Linked DNA regions of Homo sapiens: region 2 is linked to region 1. A link is a contact called in ENCODE Hi-C or POLR2A ChIA-PET data. All regions are on one chromosome and are shown on one strand. Each heading gives the region's core, a stretch centred on a gene start or an enhancer-like site at or near the end of the contact. The rest is flanking DNA. Distances are from core to core; before and after follow the strand shown.

Region 1 (7,120 bases), core at 2,738-5,237:
ATAGCCACGGCGCCGGATTGCCCTCACCCTGATTGTCCCATCAGTGTAGCTTGTCTCAAGAGGTTTACACTGTGGCTGTGTTTCTCACAGGTTACCCAAACTCCTATCATAAAGGCAGGAAACAGAAGTAAAAAACCTGAATCCAAACCACAGGAAGTGCTGCGGAGATACTGATTCGTGGGTTGATCAGAGCCCAGGAGGCACTAAAGGCTCAATGAACATGGTGATCTTTGTGCAAGAGATGTTCCATCAAGGCTTACCTGGCTGGGTGGTAGCTTTTTGGCCTCTGTTGGGGGCTGGGAATCCTTCACCCAAAGCTCATGTTCCCTTTCAAGTCTACAAGTGATCTCTGGTTTGGCAGCAGCATGCACTGTAGGGAGAAAGACAGCCCAGTGCCCCTCAACCCACACTGAGCGCACATAGACCCGTGTCAGTCCTGAAGCCTGACTTGCACCACCCATTTAATGCCCTGGGCTCACCCTATCAATTTGGGACAGCGGGGGTAGGTTGTAAACCTAAGAGAGCTCCAGAAGTAGGCAGGGCCTGGCATACAGGTAGGGATGTTTATTTCAGGGCAACTTCAGGAGTGCCAAGGGCTGATAAAACAGTGCAATTGTCATAATATGTTTTCCCACTGCCAGGGCCCTTGAAGGAGAAACAGGCTCAACTAGTCACAGAGACAACCATGCTCTGGGTCTAGTTCTCCCTGACCCCACAGGCCAGGAGTGCCCCTATTAGATGGCAAGCAAGCAAGGGGCCAAGGTCCTCACCCAGCAAGACTCCCAGCTCCTAATTCCTTCTTATCACATCCTGGTATAATTCCTTCTACTCATGGCCACCAGAACAATGGGTGGAAGGTAGGTGGTTACATCATTAAATGTCACAGGCCTTATTTGCAAAGACAGAGACATCTGGAGCTGTTGTTCTCACCTCCGACACGTGCCCCGTCTGCAGAGAGCATTAGGATGCATCTGTGGCTCTGAGGTGTGATTTCCTAGGGCCTTCAAGTGTCCTGGGGCTCCTGTTCATTTGCACTGGGGGACACTCAGGGAAGTTTTAAAGAGCCTCTTTCAGTGGCTCCTTCTCCTTCTACCCTTTCTAGGAATTCATCAGCCCCATGAAAAGATGAACGATAGAGATGTCACCAACATCAGGACCCCACTCCCTGGGAGATGTCATGGAAACTTGTCAATCACACCCAAAGCACTCACTGAGGAGCCATGGCAGAGCAGTCGGTGGCGCCAATACCAACCAGAAGCCGCCAGGGCAGAGGGGAACCGTGAAGCCAGTGGAATGCACAGCTCCACCTCAGGGGACCGGGGTAGGCGGGGCTGTGTCTGGTAACATGCCCTTTGCCTCACATTAGTGCCTCTGAAAATAGTGTCCTCAGCCTGGGCACAAACCCTAGGGGTGAGCTGGGAGTGTGGAGGAGACGCTGGATTAGGGAGAAGTCTCGGCCATGTGTTCTGGCTCTTTTACTGATGAGCTGTGTGGGCCTAGGCAAGTTACTTCACTTCTCTGGGCCTCAGTTTTATCACCTGTAAAGTGATAGGATTGCCTTAGCCTCTAAGATCCCTTTCAGCTAAAAACAAAGTTCTAGAAAATAAATATGTGGTACTGTGGAACTCTGGGGAGCTGTTTGATCAGGTGAACAGTTTACCCATGGAAATGGGGCTCCAGCACAAAGCTGCTCACATCTTCCAGTCACGCTCCAGGGAACAGCCAGGGCTTGTGGGCCCAGATGAGGCTTTAGTGGTTGGAGAAGGAGCCAGTTCCTGGTTTTAATCCCTTCATGGACCTCAGACCATCACAAAGCTGCCAAACAAATGACACAGGCAATCACATGCAAATTAGGACAGAAATGAAACATCAAAGACATTAAAGGAAAAGAGTAAGAGCTGCAGGCTGCTAATATGAGTGGCTGCTCAGACTCAGCAATGTTTTTGGTTCTGGCCAAAGCCAAGACAAAGGAGCAGAGGCAAAGAAGGAAATACATTTCACTTTACAGCTGTCATTTTCTACAGAGGATTTTTTTTTTTCCAGAACAAAATTCAAAAAGTCCGTCTTTTTTGAGCTATAGAACTTTCGTGGTGATTTTTTTTTTTTTTTTTTTTTTGAGACGGAGTCTCACTCTGTCCCCCAGGCTGGAGTGCAGGGGCACAATCTCGGCTCACTGCAAGTGCAAGCTCTGCCTCCCGGGTTCACGCCATTCTCCTTTCAGCCTCCAAAGTAGCTAGGACTACAGGTGCCCGCCACCATGCCCAGCTAATTTTTTTATATTTTTAGTAGAGACGGGGTTTCACCGTGTTAGCCAGGATGGTCTCGATCTCCTGACCTCGTGATCCGCCCGCCTCTGCCTCCCATAGTGCTGGGATTACAGGTGTGAGCCACTGCGCTCAGCCCTCGTGGTGATTTTTTGAAGGCCTGTATGGACATACTCTTAACTCTATCTCCTGGATGCCAAGTGCACCCTTATCCTAGGCCAGTGTTCTCAACAATGTACACACTCTGGATGAGAAAAATAACCATTGTTTACAATCCAGCTAAAATCTCACCTCCTCCAGGGAGTCTTCCTGGATTTCTCCACCCTCTGAATTCTCATAATGGGCATTTGGCTACTTTGATCACAGGGCTCTTAGAACTGCGCTGTCCAGCATTATGATTTTACCAGAATATATCACTCCTCAACTACTTTAGAAACCCCTCGAAGGCTAGGATGGTATTTTATACCTAACAGTTTGGTGTCATCCCACGCCCACCTCCAACTTACATGAATGTTGGAAGGATGGATAGGGAGGTTTCAACTAGAGAACGGAGAAGGGCGGATGTAACTGGTTCTTGATTTCAGAAAACAGCCAGGAGCACACATGGCTGACGGGGTCAGTGCAAGGACAGGCACATTTCCCTTCTGCATCACGTGGGGACTGCGCCTCCCTATGTCATGAAGCCAGGGAATATGTGTGGCCGGCCGCTTGGGGTAGCACTTGTTGCTAGAGATACCGCCTGGAGGCCACTGATCTGTAAAAGGGATCTCTACAGAAGATAGGGATTTTTGATCGCCAGAGAAGAAGGGATATGTGAGATCCAAACGCCGAAGGAGGAAAGCAGGCTCCGTGGTCTCTTCCAGCCCTGATGGAAGAAACTACCGAGCCTTATTATACTAGGTGCTTTCCACATGCCTATTCATTTAATCCTCCAGCAACCTTGTAAGAAGGGCCATCCCATTTTATATTTAAACAAACCTTAACTACTGACGCAAGGAGTCAAGGATCTAATCCCAAAGCCTCTGCCTGGTTCGCTGCAGATGGATGTCCGCGAGGACGCCAGCCCTCCGCCTCCCGCCGGGTCCCTGAACGCCGGCCCGGCCGGTCCAACCTCATTCCGCTTCCCGCCATCGAAACGCGAAGCCCCCGCCTTCCCCCAAACGTCTCAGCGCCGCTGGGGCCTTTCTGGCTGCGCCGCCTCCGACCCCAGGCCCCGGTCCGCGCCCGCCGCTCGCTAGTCCTGGGAGTGAGGAGAACGCGTGCTGAGGACCCGGCCAGAGGGACAGCGGGGACCGCCCTCCCGCTGCGTCTCTGAAAGCGAGGCCGTTCCTCCCGCGTCCGACCCCCGCGGGGCCGTCAGGTTCGGGGCGGCCCAGGCTGCGGGTCCGCAGGGCGCTTCGGGCCGAGCCGGCGCGGCGCGTGAAGGGCAGGGGACGCCCCGAAAGACCGCTGGGGTGGGACCCCAAGCTCCAGGGGTCTTTGGAAATAAGAATGCGGCGTGACGTTGGCTGTGCGGGCGCGGGGCTGACGCGGACCCTATAACCCATCGCCGAAACCGGGCGGCCGCGCCCCTATTCCTCGGCATTTCTCTCTGTCCGCGGCCCTGCTCAGCCAATCAGCGAGTGGGCTCCTAGGCAGGTCCTGAGTGACAGCGCGGCGGGCTGGATCAGGAGATGCGCGTGCGCGGCCCGGCCCGGCTGATCGCTTCGGGTGCTCGACTCCTGTTGCGCATGCTCAGCGCGCTGCCCGGCTGGGGACCCGCGCACCTGCAGCGCCCGCTGCTCGGCCCTGCATCCTGCCTGGGCATCCTGCGCCCGGCCATGACGGCGCACTCATTCGCCCTCCCGGTCATCATCTTCACCACGTTCTGGGGCCTCGTCGGCATCGCCGGGCCCTGGTTCGTGCCGAAGGGACCCAACCGCGGGTAAGGAAAGCGCGCAGGCCCTGCAGACCTCTCCACCCCGGCCCCCTGGCCCGGCTCGCCCCTCCGCCCCGGGGCGGCGGCTTCCTGCTCTGCAGCGAGCGTCCGCAGGAGGGACGCCAGGACCCCGGACGCCACCTCTGAGGTCTCTCTGCACCTGGGTCTCTGACAGCCGGGAACAGGCAGGAGGTGGGGCGAGAGGGCATATCCAGAAGGTAAAGAGGAGAGTGACATTGGAGATGTCTGTCACCCCTCCTGCAGCCAGTAAAGGGCACAAGTGGGCACTGACGCAGTTTCTCCACTCCTTGCTAGCTGTGTGACCTAGAGCCAATATCAAGTCTCAGTTTCTTCATGGGTAAAATGGAGATAATGTCGACTCCTGCCTTAAAAGGCTGCTGTGAGGATGACCTGCGGTAACGCATTTAAAACACCTACCAGTGCGTGACACTTTGTAGGTATGGGATAAGTTTAGCTGGCGTTATTTTTCGAAGGTCCTCTAGCAGATTGCTGCGCCATTCACCAGTTTCTGCTTCATATTATCTTCAGTTACAAAGCACCCTTCCCTTGACTGCATGTTCCCAGGGGCTGGAGTTTGTCCAGTTCACCATTGTCTACTCAGTGCCCAGCCAGGACTGGCACAACCTGCTTAGTAATGTTGAAAAAGGGATCGCGTGCTCCTGTGTCCAGCACCAGCTTGCAGTGCTTTAGATCAAAGATCAAGGGCCTCGTTTGGATTAGAGTTAGCTTTGCCCAAAGGCCGTTTGGACATGTGAGTGCTGCCTTTGTTCTTAAAGACAGGCAGGGTTTGGGATCCCACAGCTTCACTTTGTAAACCATTTTCGTGTCTTGCGTCTCCTGCTATTCTTGGTGAGTTCTTGCTTCAGTTTGACTGAAATTTCTTTTGCTGCACTTGAAGCATCTGTCTCTGGTCTTCTCTGAGTACACGCAAAGTGGCTAGTCCCTGTTCTCTTTGTAACAACTCACTGGGCCTCAGAACTGGCTCACAGTCTGCCTGCTTCTTGCCCTGTCTTCTAGCCTATTGTTTTCCTTCCCCTTGCTCCATGAATTTTGAATTCTACAGACCACTCCCTGTTGGGTTGCCACAAATGCAGCTCTGTGCAGTGCCTTTCCACAACACGTCTGCATTAAGATGGAGCAATATTGGGTGGTAGAGAAGGGAAATGAAGGGAAGGATTCTTAAGGCAACTTGGATGTGGTCAAGGTTGGCCTCTCTGTGAGGTGACACTTTCAGTTTTTATTTTCTGCCTTGCTATTCTTACCCTGAGTAGAACTCAGCCTCCTGTGTCCAGGAGGCATCAGGAAGGCCAATGGAAAAGAGCTCACACCAGGAGCTCTTCTTGCTCTGGTCCTGGCCAGGCCTTGTGAGGTGCTGGCTGCATTTGTTCTGACCCGTGTCCTCTTCTGCTGCAGAGTGATCATCACCATGCTGGTCGCCACCGCCGTCTGCTGTTACCTCTTGTAAGTACTACTCTCCCCAGCTCAAAGTCAGCCAGTTCCTTTGTCCTCCCTCCTTTCCTCCTCACCCTAGCCTGCTCTTCCTTCTGTCCTGGTAGTAAATGCCTCTTGAAAGGCTGAACCTATAAAACAACAGGAGTGGAGGTGGTGTGGAATGGGAAAGAGAGCAGTGGGCCAGAAGTCATGAACCCTGGGCTCTGGATCTGGCTCTGCCCCCAGAGTTCTGGCCCCCATGGGCTGTAGTTTTCTCACCTGGGCAAGGAAGGAGGCAGGCCACCTCAGTGCTGTCTGTGCCTGACTGGGTCACCTGGAGTGATTGTTCAAACACAGTTTTCAGGCTGCACCCTACACCCATGAAATTACAACTCTCGAGATCTGCACTTGGGAATTCCTGTTGTTCATGAATGCCCCCAGGTGACTGGAATGCAGCCATCTTAGAACCACTAGGTGAGAGGCCAGACGTGGCGGCTCACGCCTGTAATCCCAGCACTTTGGGAGGCTGAGGTGGGTGGATCACGAGGTCAGGAGTTCGAGACCAGTCTGGCCAACATAGTGAAACTCCGTCTCTACTAAAAATACAAAAATTAGCCAGGCCTGGTGGCGCGTGCCTGTAGTCCCAGCTACTCAGGAGGCTGAGGCAGGAGAATCGCTTGAACCCGGGAGACGGAGGTTGCGGTGAGCCAAGATCTTACCACTGCACTCCAGCCTGGGCAACAGAGTGAGACTCCGACTCTAAAAAAAGAACCACTAGGTGAGAGTAAGTCATCAAACTTGGAATAGGTACCCTGGGGATATAGAAGAACATTCCAAGGGACTTGAATACCTGGAGAGTGTGAGGAAATCAGTTTGCAGATCCTCAGTGTCTATTGTTTAGTCTCTTGCTAAAACTGCCATTCACAATAGCCAATCCCTCTTTATTAAAAAAATTTTTTAAAAGGAAAAAGAAAAAGACCCTGCCCCCGCATCCATCCCAAACCTGCGGTTACATTGCTCCATGTTTAGATGATCCTGGCTGCCAACCAAGAGATAAGTTCAAGTTCTAGTTTGTTGGGAGGCCTGTCTCATGGTTAATCAAGCTGCATTAAGGCTGTTGGGTTTCCCATCTTCCTATGTCTTGTACATTATTTTTATGGGTTAAGCTTGGCATCGTTGGGTGTTCTTAATTCAGAATAATCAAAACAGGACAGGTAAAGTGATGAGATGCTCATTCTTTAAGAGGTAACAGATTCTTTTGAAACAACTGGAATATTTTCCAGGGTTGCCAAATTTTTCAAAATACATAGGACAAAACCCACTTTCAAAAAATTTACTTCATTGATTTAAGATTTGATGTTATCATAGTTAAAATTGTTTTATCTGATTAGGTCATGGATTCTTTATTCCTATTAACCAATTCTCTTAATTTACCTTATGTTTTATTGATTGATTGATTGAAATGGGGTCTTGAGACCAGGCCAGT
Region 2 (7,120 bases), core at 4,003-6,502, 1.0 Mb after region 1:
TTCTATGAAGGCTGAGAGTTGAGGAAGCTACAGAAGAAAAGTCTGAACCCAGCAGAGATTGGCTCATGAGGTTTAAGGAAAGAAGGTATCTTCATAACATCAAAGTGCAAAGAGAAGCTGCAGCAAGTTATCCAGAAGACCTAGCCAAGATCAATGATGAAGGTGGCTACATAAACAACAAATTCTCAAAGTAAATAAGACAGCCTTCTGTTGGAAGAAGATGCCATCGAGGACTTTCATAACTAGAGACATTCATAGTCAATGCCCGGCTTCAAAGCCTCAAAGGACAGGCTGACTCTCTTGTTAGGAGCTGATGCAGCTGGTGATTTTAAGTTGAAGTCAATGCTCATTTACCATTCTGAAAATTCTGGAGCCTTTAAGAGTAACGCTATATCTACTCTACCTGTGCTCTATAAATGAAACAACAAAGCCTGGATGACAGTATATCTGTTTACAGAATGGTTTACTGAATATTTTAAGGCCACTGTTGAGACCTACTGCTCAGAAAAAAACTGTTCTTTTCAAAATATCACTGCCCATTGACAATGCACCTAATCACCCAAGAGCTCTGATGGAGACATGCAAGGAGTTAATGTTGTTTTCATGCCCACTAATACAACATCCATTCTGCAGCCCATGGATCAAGGAGCAATTTCAACTTTCAAGTCTTATTATTTAGGAAATACATTTTGTAAGGCTCTAGCTGTCGTAGATAGTGATTCCTCTGATGGATCTGGGCTAAGTAAATTGAAAACCTTCCTGAAAGGATTCACCATTCTAGATGCCATTAAGAACATTTGTAATTAATGGGAAGAGGTCAAAATAGCAACATTAACAGAAGTTTGGAAGAAATTGATTCCAACCCTCCTGAATGATTTTGAAGGGTTCAAGACTTCAATGGAGGAACTCACTGCAGATGTGGTGGGAATAGCAAGAGAAGTAGAATTAAAAGGGGAGCCTGAAGAGGTGACTGAGTTGCTGCAATCTCATGACTAAACATGACTGGCAGCCAGGCGCAGTGGCTCAAGCCTGTAATCCCAGAACTTTGGGAGGCCGAGGTGAGCGGATCATCAGAGGTCAGTAGTTCAAGACCAGCCTAGCCAACATGGTGAAACCCCTTCTCTACAAAAATACAAAAATTAGCAGGGCATGGTGACATGTGCCGGTAGTCCCAGCTACTCAGGAGGCTGAGACAGGAGATCACTTGAACCCAGGAGGCAGAGGTTGCAGTGAACTGAAATTGTGCCACTGCCCTCCAGCCTGGGCAACAAAGCGAGACTCCATCTCAAAACAAAACAAACAAAAAAAAACCTTGAATGGATGAGGTGTTGCTTCTTATGAATGAGCAAAGAAAACAGTTTCTTCTTTCTTTTTTATTTTCTTTTTTGAGACAGAGTCTTGCTCTGTTGCCCAGGCTGGAGTGCAGTGATGTAATCATGAATCACTGCAGCCTCAAGCTCCTCAAGTAATCCTCCCACCTCAGCCTCCAAAATAGCTAGAACAAGTGAATGCTACCATGCCTGGTTCTTTTTCTTTCTTTTTTTTTTTTATATATAGGCAGGGTCTCACTATGTCGCCCAGGCTGGTCTCAAAGTCCTGGCCTCAAGTGATCCTTCCACCTAGGCCTGGGATGATTCCAGGCTGGGATTACAGACATGAGCCACCACATCCTGCCTGTTTCCTTAGATGGAATATACTCCTGGTAAAGACGCTGTAAACATTGTTGAAACGACAACAAAAAAATTAGAATATGACATAAACTTGGTTGATAAAGCAGCAGCAGGGTTTGAGAGAATTGACTCCAATTTTGAAAGAAGTTCTACCTTGGGTAAAATGCTACCAAACAGCATTGCATGCTACAAGGCAATATATTATGAAAGGACAGTCCATTGATGTGGCAAAATTCATTGTTTTCTTGTTTTAAGAAATTGCCACAGCCACCCCAGCCTTCAGGAACCACCACCCTGATCAGTCAGCAGCCACCAACACCAAGGCAGAACCCTCCACCAGGAAAAAGATGATGACTCACTGAACGCTCAGATGATTGTTAGCATTTTTTTGCAATAAAGATTTTTTTAATTTAAAGTATGTACATTGTATTTTTGACATAATGCTATTGAACACTTAATAGGCCACAGTATAATATAAACATAACTTTTATATGCACTGGAAAACCAGTGGATTTTTATAACTCACTTTATTGCAATATTTGCTTTATTGCGGGGTCTGAAAGTGAACCCACAATATTTCCAAGGTGTGTCTGCACCTGTTGTGGGTTGAACTGTGTCCTCCAAAAAGATATATTGAAGTTCTAACCCTTGGTACCTATCACTGTGACCTTATTTGGAAACAGGTCTTTGCAGATGTGATCAGTTAAGACGAGGTCACGCTAGAGTAGCGTGGACCCTAATCCAATGGCCAGTGTCCTTATAAGAAGAAGAGAAGACACAGAGAGACACATACACACTCAAAGAAGAAGCCCATATGCAGACAGAGGCAGAGATTGCAGTGATGCTTTCACAAACCATGAAACACCTGGGGCTACCAGAAGCCAGATGGATAAGGAAGCATGCTCCCCTAGAGGTTGCAGAAGGAGCGTGGCCCTACCAACACCTTGATTTTGACCTTCTGGCCTCCAGAACCATGAAAGAATACATTTCTGTTGTTTTGAGTCACCCAGTTTATGCACCTTGTGGTGGTGGCCACAGGAATCCAGTAACACCCCCTTCTAAGAGGGCAGCCAGGCAGACGAGGAGAACTATGCAGTTAGAGGCTGTGGGGTGGACAGCAGGGGACAGGTCATCAGGGCACTGTGCAGGTCCAGGTCCATGATGCTCGGAAGAACACACACCTGCATCCAGCAGAAGAGCCAGTGTTGCATATCAGCCACCCAGAGCCCAAGGGTCCATGTAAGCAAAAATGGCCACGCCAGTGGGGCCACTTTTCCTCCAAGCCCCCTCCCCTCCATCCTGGCCCCAGGAGCATCAGCAGGTGTGGGAGAGGAAGAGAGGAGGGGACGGCCAGACCTGCCCCTCCCCAGGGTAGGAGCCTTGGACCTGGGGTCCAGCAGAGCTGGGAGGAGAGGCAAAACTGAACTGGATGTCAGATGTTGGTTGAACTTGACAGACCTGTTTCACACACAAACACAATCAAAAAACTATGGTGGGATCTGCGCCAGCCTGATTAAGGTGGGGAAGGAAGATCCAGCAAGACACACGGGTTGGGAATCAGGGACTGCTGGGAGACTTAGCACGGAGACACTGGACTTCAGGGAACTGGAAGCTGGGAGGATGGGTGAACTAAGAGATAAACAGGGTGGGTACTCCAGAGACAGCAATGCCCAGAGAGGCAGGGGCAGAGGGAGGGCGTGGAGTTCCCAGACCCTGCAGCCGGGTCACCAGTGGAAGCTGGGAGCCCTGGGGGCCTGTCTGTCGCAGCTGGAGAGAAAGGGAGAGAAGGTCCAGCCCCCTCTGTCTCATGCTCAGGCCTCCCATGGGTGGAACCTGGAAGTGTGGGAGATACCACTTGCAGGGGTCTGTCCCCACAAGACATGGCAGAGGAGGGAGAGGACAAGTGTAGAGTCTCAGGACAACAGATCCAGGACCAGCACCGCATGTAGAAAGGCAGTGAAAGGAAAGGGGGAGACCTCCACTTCGGCCCTGCCCCCTCCCTATCTAGCTCCGACTGGTCGGCAAACTGGTTCCCAGCCATGCAGCCCCAGGAAATGGCATTGATGGTGCTTGGACCCAAAGTCATGTCTGTGGGGTTCATCTCCTGGAGGAGGATCCCTGGCCACACCCCTTGGGGTGGACAGATCCCTCTCCCTGGAAATTCCCCTTTGGGGTAGGCAGATCCCTCCATCTAGCAATTTGCAGTTCACAGACCCCAGAATGCAGGGCCAGAGACAGGGACACTCCCAGAGTTACCCGGGACATCCCTGTATGTGTTTGGTTGTGGATCAGAGGAGGGAGAGGCTTGTTCAACACACAGCCACCTGCCCCTCACCAGAGACAGAGACCCTGGGGCTGGGGAGGAATCCAGTCCATTCGCTCCAGACACCCACCCCAGGCTCAGGAACAGTGCAGAAGAGAGACAGGGGCTGGCTCCGAGTGAGAGAGACACCCGCCATTCCCAAACCCTCTTTGCGGAGGACCACGAAGAACCCACCAAGCAGTGTAAGGAAAGAAGAAAACAAACAAGGACTTATGACCCGGGCCCACCTCTCACTCCAGCCCCAAGTCACTTCCCCTTCATGTAAAGCAGGTGTTATTTTGTTTGCGGCTCTTCAGCTGCCAGGTGGGGATGCAAATGAGAAAAGCTGAGACTCAGTTGTTTCACAGAAAGAAGAGGAAACCAGAAGATGTCGGGACACCAGAGCCTGTTGCTTTTCGAGGCCTTTTAGGATAGGGTAGCAATTGAAGGTGGCCTCAGAAAAGGATGATTGGGAAAGGGGGAGGTAACTGAGGTCCCCTCACCTAGCCTGGGGGCCCCTTCTCTTCACCAACACCTACAAACCCTTGGCCTCAAAACCCAGGCAGTGTTCCGGCCACCTCATGTAGCAAGGGGAGCCTGGAGACAGAGGACGGGCCCCGGGTCACACACAGAGTGGCCAGATTGGGTGGAGACCTGCGTGTCCTGGCACCAGGAGTCTCTCCACGAGCCTCTGCAATTTCTCAAACTTCAGTGAGATGAAGACTCATTTTTGCAACTTGGTCTCTATTTGCTGCACTGTTGGCCATTTCAAGCTTGTACCCGCAGTCAGCAAAAGGAAGTGTTAATAAGCTCGCCCACATAAACCCACTTTGCCCACTGCTCAAACCACCGCAAACCAATTTTTCCAGGCTGCTGCCAGGTTAGGCTCCCTTGGTGTTAATTTCCTGCTCAGTAAAGCAGTGAGTCATCTCCCTCCCTTCTCTCCAGCTCTCACTATTGCTCTGAGACCAGAGTCTGCAGCAGAGGGGTCACATGGAATCCTTTAGTACAGAAGTTCACGACCTGGACGAGGAGACGCAGGGACCGCCAACTGGCTCCTTGGAAACTGCCCGCAGTTGATTCCGAAAACACACCTGAGCCGAGAAGCTCCATGCAATCTGGAATTCCTGGAGTTCTTGTCAGCGTCCACTGCCATGCAGGACTCTGGGGCACTTGGCTTGTCATTGGCTAAAAGATGGGCTGGGTTCGAGGTGCAGATAGCTGCATTTTAGCCGCTGGTGCTGTCTCGCTTGGAGGAATGCTGTCTGCCACGCGACCACCAGGTGGCGCACAACACCTCGCGGCGACTGGACCGGGCACGGCTGCCTCTTATTAATCCCGCGGAGAAAACAGAGGCTGGAAATGCCCCCGGGGTGAGGCTTGACCAAGAACGGCAGACTCAAAATGGCTCCCTGTGGACCAAGTTCAGCTGAATGGAACAGAAAAATGTGTTCACAGCGGCTTCAACAAGAGACAGTCGTGTTTCTCTGTAAACACAGTCCTGAGTGGCTTAGGGGCCCCATGAAGGCCTAGGGCACGCAGCCTCCTTCCTCCTCACGGCCTCCACCTGGGATGTAGCCCCCAGCCTCCTAGTCCACGGTGACTGCCAGAGCTCCAGCCATCTCATACAAGTCAGGCAGTAGGATGGAGGAGGGGACAGAGAAGGGTATGGCTACCTTCACTGTGCTTTGCCGGAATTCACAGACATCACTTGTCTTACAACTCATTGGCCAAGCCTTAGCCATGGAGGCTGGGGGTGGGCTCTTTTGCTGGGCTTTGCCACCCCCAAGTAATTTCAGGCTTTAGTTTAGAAGAAGAATATGAGGATGGCTATCTCACGGCGACGTCAGCCACATGTGAATATGCGCCACTGGAGTTCCCCTGCGCCAACCCAGCATATTTCCCATTCCCTGGAAACCTCAATAACTGGGGCTCACTTCCTGCCTGCCCCTTAACCGATTTGACTCCCAAATATATGTCCCATGTCCATATTCTTCTCTTACACGCCAAGACCTGTACCTCTACCTAAACGTCCTGTGAGAACCTCACACTCCACATGTCTAAGCCGGTTTATCACCTCCTCTATCCCCTGCACAGGCCAGCCCTTCCTCCTGTGCTCCCCAGCCCAGGGTCTATCATCATGTCCCTTGACCCAAGCCAAGAACCGAGAGCCTAGGCACCTGCTTCCCTCCACACAGCCCCTCTGCCATCTACCCGTGAGTCCCACCTTCCCAGCATTTCCTGAATTCGTTCCATCTTTCCTTTCCCCATGATGACTTACTGCTCATCACCCTGAGACCCCAGTCTCGCCTCCATCAGACCAACCTCAACGCGGCTTCCAGAGGGGTTGCTCTGAAATCCAGATCAAACCCTGTCACCCTTCTGATTGAAGCCTCCATGGCTCCCAAAATTTTCAACGTGATTTATCAAGACCTTGAGAATCTGACCCATCCCTACATCCTCCACGTATCAGTTAGCATGGGGTAAGCATTTAACATGTGCACAAACCAGGCAGTGACTCCCTCCGTCCTCACAGCTCCTCTCTGAGGTGGCGGGTGACAGTCTGGGTTATTATTATTCAGCAAATACTCACACTCCTCCCGTATAGACTCCCCTGCTCATTGATGTTGGACTTGACCACCTGACGTGTTTTGGCCCTGGGGCTGTTGGAGGATGGAACTAGCAGAAGCACTCCATGCGCCCACATGGCCTGGCTCCTTCTTTCCACTCCAGAAGTCCAGGGTAAGAAGAGCTTCCTCCAGAGAGCCTCTGCTGTGCCCCAGGACAAACTTGGTGCAACCACCTGAACTTGCGTCAAACCCAGGCTACCTACAGCCTAAGGCAGGGCCGTCCAGCCACACCTATCCTGGATCAGCCAAATTATAGCCATCTGAGACCTGTGAGTATGAGAGTAATTAACACTGGTTGTCATAATGCACTGAGTTTGAGAGCTGTTTGTTATTATGATTATTATTTTAGAGACAGAGTCTCTCTCTGTCTTCCAGGATGGAGTGCAGTGGTGCAATCACAGGTCACTCCTGCAGCCTTGAACTCCTGGGCTCAAGCAGTTCTCCCACCTCAGCCTCCTAAATATCTGGGACTACAGGTGTGCACCATGCCTGGCTAATTTTTTTTTTAGAGTAGGGGT

What was found. Hi-C counts contacts between places; a loop is a spot of excess contacts on that map. ChIA-PET counts read pairs that join two places held with the same protein, here RNA polymerase II (POLR2A). Pooled maps may share reads with other maps.
Region 2: a loop to region 1 is called in a map of OCI-LY7, with 6 times the contacts of the local background. The contact joins the enhancer-like site here to the promoter of ATP6V0E2 in region 1. A Hi-C loop is called at or near these places in 1 of 168 maps with a recorded cell type or tissue (OCI-LY7) and 2 of 50 pooled maps. POLR2A ChIA-PET finds 5 or more read pairs at or near these places in 1 of 52 experiments (OCI-LY7).

Annotation. Positions count from the first base shown.
Region 1 is chr7:149,869,982-149,877,101 of GRCh38, forward strand. ATP6V0E2 (ATPase H+ transporting V0 subunit e2) reads left to right here and starts at 3,988. Exons shown (of 4, transcript NM_145230.4): 1 at 3,988-4,188; 2 at 5,617-5,664. The coding sequence starts at 4,085. ATP6V0E2-AS1 (ATP6V0E2 antisense RNA 1) reads right to left here and starts at 3,881. Exons shown (of 4, transcript NR_027040.1): 1 at 3,243-3,881; 2 at 1,661-1,815; 3 at 261-370. RefSeq lists silencers at 3,515-3,724, 3,755-3,834, 4,245-4,424 and enhancers at 3,787-4,755, 4,085-4,224.
Region 2 is chr7:150,893,404-150,900,523 of GRCh38, forward strand. No RefSeq gene overlaps it. Among named protein-coding and RNA genes, the nearest start is that of AOC1, 44 kb to the left of the region's middle. RefSeq lists an enhancer at 5,118-5,412 and silencers at 5,118-5,278, 5,296-5,355. Within about 2 kb of position 5,253, at least 4 of the 41 ENCODE cell types and tissues checked have a DNase peak (open chromatin) inside an H3K27ac peak, as active enhancers do; they include OCI-LY7, where a contact is called at or near this core.